Regions from separate parts of the Homo sapiens genome. Here region 2 is linked to region 1. A link is a loop called in an ENCODE intact Hi-C map of the cell type or tissue named here. Cell type or tissue: ascending aorta. All regions are shown on one strand. Links, peaks and the distances in the headings refer to the core of each region. The heading gives the core; the rest is flanking DNA.

Region 1 (2,931 bases), core at 120-2,619:
AGTCTTGTATAAGAGTCTGTTTAGTGTAAAAGAGATTAAATTAGCTCATGCTGAAAAGTCCATTAAATACACACTAATCTATTGCTGAAAACTTACCAAGTAAAGAATTCAATCTGTTATATTTCCTTTTTGATTTTTTGCAGTCACTGAAATATACTTGGATTAAAAAATAGGCATGGTAATCTGTGACCTTCACAGTTGTTAGGGTACAGCTGAATCCTGTTTAAAGCCTCCAAGAGTTGGATTTTTTTTTTTTACAGTAAGTGCTACTTGGAAAAAAAATGACACATCTTTGGGAAGTGTTAACATTTTATTGTTGCTGTTATTGCTATGACTTTTGTAAGGAATTCATCTGAAGTTATAAAATATTGGCAGAAAAGAGAAACAACATTTTCTGAAGGTCTACAATGTCTTGGGCACTTTGCCACAGAAAGCTTTAACTTTCACATCAACTTTCAACATAGGCATTATTATTTTGAATTTACAAATGTGAAACTAAGAGTCTTAGATAAAGGAAATTGCCAGCTTATGCTCATAAATGACCATGTTTATATTGAGACCTAGATCTAACATGCAAATTCTTTCCCATCTCAAAACGTTTGCTTCTGTAAGTTCATGGTTCTGGAATATTCCTCTCCAGAGTCTGGGATCCCTTCTGATCTCAGCCTTTGTTACCTAGTCAGGTCCTAGGAGGTTCCCTCTGGAACTCCCTCCTCCACTGCCCTGCCCCATCTCAGCACCATGTTTCTTTCCTGTGAACCACTTAAGATATTGTTTAGTTGGTTGGCTTTTGCCTATTTCCTCCTCTAAAATGTCAGCTCTATGAGGACAGGGACCATATCTGTCTAACTCATTTCAATATTACCAAAGCTTAGCACAAGCCTGACATATAATAGACAATTCAGCAAATATCAGGTGACTCTAAATGACTCCAGGCTTTTTTCACTCACTATGTTGCATCTCATGGATTGTTAATTCTATTGAAAATTGTTTTGTTTATTAATTCCCAAAGTAAAAATTATTAAAGACAAAATAATAAGATTTCCTGATTGGATACTTTGGTCCCATATTACTATTTCTCATACAAATCTTTTTGGCGTGCATCATCTGAAAATCAAGATGTTTTCATATTCTCCAAAACATTTCCCAACCTGGAACAAGTAGAGAGGTGACAACCCTGAAAGAGCTATATGTTTTGTGGAGAGTTCAGAGTTTTGTGTCTATAGCACTATTTTTTATCTTCTTCATGATAGGGGTTGGCAGAACAGTGTATCTGTGTGCTACAAGTATATGAAGGTGGGATTATGTTGTTCTTGGGCAACTAACATAAGTTAGGCATTGTTCTCTGTCTGGAGATTCAAAGTACCAATAGAATACAATTCCTATCCTTAAGGAACTCACAGTTATGTAAATCAGTTTACATTAATTTTCATGTTTTCACCTACTAAATAAGATTAACATTGACAACTACATATGTCCCAGGGATACAAAGCCTCCAATGTGGAGGGCAGAGGAAATAGCAGTAAATAGCAAAAGGCTTGCAGGGCTTTGCTTGTTTCTTTTTTATTATTATTAGCTGCTATGCAGTGCATGTGCTAGAGTTGACCTTACAGGAAGGACTTGACTTGCGAGAATTTGCCATTTGTTTCTCATTGTTTCCCGTTGCTGGTTGCCTAGTCATAGTCTAACTTTATTTAAAGCCCAAGGGAAGTTAAAAAAGCATATTTTATTTCCCACTCCACTCACAGTAGGGGAAAGCCATGGGAAAGTAGATGTAATAACATTTGTTGCCAAAGGTACAAAAGTCCATAAAGCATAAGCATACCAAGGTGGAAGCTACACACGCACACGTATGATCACACCACAGATGAAGTATCAGTTCACATTGGAGAGAATATGTTATGAAAAATTTCACTAGTTTGTCCATGTTATGACAAATTTCACTAAAACAGTTTATTTGTCTAGAGTTTTATGGCATTCAAGTCCACACTGAGTAGTTTTTGATACTATTCTCTCATGTTATTTTGGGCAATTCTTAGAACAAATGAAGCAGAGACTCAGAAGCAAAGCATAGCAAGGGCTACTGAATTTTGCAGTCATACTTACTTACTATTGCAGTTATACCTTCAAGAATGTTGTCCCCCAATACAAAAATCAATAATGGAAAAATGGCATTACTATCTACAGATGTACACTGATTAGAACCATGGCCTTGAAAAGGCATTTTCTACTACTTCCTTTCTTTTTTTCATTTTCTTTTTCTTCTTTCTTTTTTCTCATTTATTTATTTCTTTCTTTTTTTTGTTTTCTGGTCTATATTTTAAAAATATTGAATCATTTTTATAAAGTGAGAAATCCAAAGCAGATTGCTCTAAAGTTTACTTTAGAGACAATTCCAATGAATATGCCAACTATTACCGTCAATGGTGAAGTGACATTCCTTGCTGTGGATTACTGAACAGCTTATAAATTCTATGGATGTTTGTGATTTTTCTCCAACTTCTTATAATACTCCAATAGTACAGTTATGTGAAAGGTATTTAAAGGCAATGTTAATAGCTACATGGACCACCCAGAAACACCACAACAGACTACCGCCTGTTTGAAATAAAAAACCACCACCCCTGAGATTATGAGAGAGTGCCTACAAGTTTGTGCCTGCAGGTTTGAGTTAAAGTGCCAGAGTTTAAGGGCATCATATTAGAGTCAGTCATCTTTGTTCTTTCCCTGGAAGGAGCTAGCCAGAGAGCCATCTCAGGATTTTCTTAAGAACTCTAGTTACTTACCTACAGTAGTCACCTGTCTGTCTGTCTTTTCCTTTTTCCCATTCTTTACATTTTTCTACTTTCTTTTCTTGCTTGAATATAATTTCTATCCAAAAATATTAACTTTTTGTTTTGTTTTGATTTCTAAAACTCTAGCTTGTTTACT
Region 2 (2,931 bases), core at 324-2,823, 110 kb after region 1:
ATGACACATACTAATACTCAATAGGTTGCTAGTGTTAATCACAGGAAATAAACACTTTATTCATTCTTATTTTCATGCCTTTACCCAAAACTGTTTTCCTAATATGTCCCCACATCTGGCAATTTTTTTCTCTAGGATGAATTCCTGTTTGTCTCTCAAAACCTTGTTCAAATGGCAACTGCCTTTAAAATTTTTCCTTTACCATTTCACTTAGAAAAAAATAGTTGCCACCACCACAATACTCTAACAGCATTTTGTATGTATTAAATTATTATAAACTGTATCTTCAAAAATCTACACATTCGCTTTCTCCTCTGTACTCTAAGGGCTGCATGGGAAACAATAACGTCTTTGCATCCTTATATTCTGTTACAGGTTGAATTGTGTCCACCCAAAAAAAGACATGCTGAAGTCCTAATACCCAGTACCTTAGAATGTGACCTTACTTGGAAATAGGGTTGTTGAAGATGTTATTAGTTAAGATGAGGTCATACTGGAGTAGGGTAGGCCCCTAATTCAATACGACTGATGTACTTTTCAGAAGAGAGCTATGTGAAAACAGAGACACAGAGAAAATGCATATGAAGATGGAGGCAGAGATTAGAGTGATGCTTCTACAAACACAGGGACACCTAGGATTGCTAGCTGTCACCAGAAGCTAGGAAAATGTAAGGAAGGATTCTTCCCTAGAGCTTCCAGAGGGAGCATAGCCCTGCGAACACCTTGATTTCAGACTTCTAGCCTCCAGAACTGTAAGACAATAACTTTATGTTATTTTAAGCCAGCCAGTTTGTTAATGACAGCTCTGAGAAACTAATACATATCCCTACATTCAGGGAAAAAATGCCAATATATTTGTGTTGAAGAAGAAAATGGCTTTAACAATTTAACTTATTCAATATGGACTTACGTGGAAACATAGAAGCGTTGCATGAAATTGCTAAATTAGACCATCAAAAATTCTGGCTCTAAGAGTCGTTGATTCTGTGTGAGTTCATATTTATTTAATGTCATATTTCAACTTCCTGCTCCATCTAAAATTGAGATGATAGATTCTTAGGAATTAGAACGCTCATTATATTCTTCCTTGCTCAGGAATCTACACTAATTGCTTGTAAGATGGAAATTATTGTTATCATCAAAGCAGTGACGTTAAGTTTCTCAACACATGATTCATAAAAATGACACAATTATTCATATCTATATGTTATCTGTAATCTAAGGATATTGTGTCTGAGGCTGTAGATAAATTTTTCCTAAGCATTTTTATTTATAACATATATGTTCTTAGTGTTCTATTAATCTATTACATGTAGTTATGCTGATTCATGCCTTATCGACACATTAATTTACACAGAAATGACAGCATAAAGAAAGATAAAACAAATCTTATATTCTAGGCCAGAATTAAGGTCTATTCCCTATTTCAGTAACTGTAGCTTAGACAGAGGGAAATAATTCTAGAAGAATTTGGAAAGAGAAATGTAATTTTAGTCATTGTGGTTAAAAGGACATTCATTGTATAATTAAAAATTCCAAAGTACACTGGGAAGGCAGAATGCCACACTACTTGGTGCCTAAAATAACACATTATTATAAAGTAGAGCAATTTCATTTTTAGAGCATGAGAAATTCAAGACTATGAAACATTTGCTTTCTGAGATTTGTCTGAGCCTTAACTTCAAGAACATGCAGTGAAGGCGTAAACTTTATTATTAAATAGAGAATTCTGCCCTCCCTGAGCCAAACATCCAGTTTCCTGACACCTACACTTAATTTTGGCCCTAAATAGATGTCTCACCTTTTATTGTTTAGGTCTGCAAGTGCCAGGCCCCACAATGAAGGAAACTAGAATAGTCACAATCCCAGTGTACATGTTCTCCAGACGGTCATCCACTAATCATGGCTATGTTTTATGCCAGGTTCACCACTGATTTTCTGTGGCAGTTTTGGATAAGTTACTGTTCTCTGAAACTCATCACCATTATTATTGGGGGTTAATGGAACCAGGAAGCACGTTGAAGGAAGGACAATGCTTATTTCTTAATAGAAATCACTTACTAATTCTCTAGCCTAGCAACCGGTGAACTACAGCCCATGGGACAAATCCAGCCCAACACCTGCTTCTGCAAATAAACTTTTATAGGAACAGCCACTCCTGTTCTTTTATATGTTGCCTATGGCTGCCTTTCCCCTGAAGATTTGAGTAGTAAAAAAGACCACATAGCCCACAGATCCTAAAATATGTACTTCTTACTTGGCCCCTTAAAGGAAAAGTTTGCTGACCCCTCTCTAAGCCCTTGCTACTGAAAGTGCAGTCCTCAGACCAGCAGTATCTGCATCAGCTGGGAGCTCAGTAGAAATGCAGACACTCAGGCCCCACCCACAGCTTCTGAATCAGAATCTGCCTTTTCACAAGATCCCCATGTAATTCACATGCAAGTAAACATCGAGAAGCATTAGTCTAGGCTGTCAAGGCCAGGAGTCAGCAAACTTTTCCTATACAGGGACAGATAGTAAATATTTTAACCTTTTTGAAAATATGTCTCTGTTGCAGCTATTCAACTTGGCCTTGGAAGCTGGAAAGTTGCCACAGACAATATATAAATAAATGGGTATGGTTCTATCTCAATAAAACTATTTATGGTCACGCAAATTTGAATCTCATGTAATTTTCACATCACAAAATGTTATTAGTTTTTATTTTTTTCAATCATTTAAAAATGTAATGATTTCAATCATTTCTTAGCTGACCTGCCACACAAAAACAGGCAGCAGGCTGGATTTGGCCCATAAGCCATAGTTTGCAGAGATCTAGTCTAGGATACTGCCTCATTACTTACTGTCACATCATTGTTTAGCCAATACTTTGCCTCCCTTTTCACTCTCCCCAAGACTCTAAACACCTAGTTTATATTTTCTTTTCTCTTT

The links. A loop is a pair of places that touch in the nucleus more often than their neighbours do. Peaks named below come from ENCODE experiments on the same cell type or tissue, not always from the same donor. Only the 100,000 strongest peaks of a DNase experiment are listed, where the experiment ranks them.
Region 2: a loop joins it to region 1, with 4 times the contacts of the local background. A loop is called at or near these places in 4 of 110 quality-filtered maps.

Annotation. Positions count from the first base shown.
Region 1 is chr4:119,832,593-119,835,523 of GRCh38, reverse strand. No RefSeq gene overlaps it. Among named protein-coding and RNA genes, the nearest start is that of LINC01365, 30 kb to the right of the region's middle. In ascending aorta, for the core only: no CTCF peak of the experiment used is centred there; a DNase peak (open chromatin) is centred at 1,623; H3K27ac peaks cover 2,500 bases.
Region 2 is chr4:119,725,331-119,728,261 of GRCh38, reverse strand. No RefSeq gene overlaps it. Among named protein-coding and RNA genes, the nearest start is that of LINC01365, 78 kb to the left of the region's middle. In ascending aorta, for the core only: no CTCF peak of the experiment used is centred there; no DNase peak of the experiment used is centred there; H3K27ac peaks cover 2,500 bases.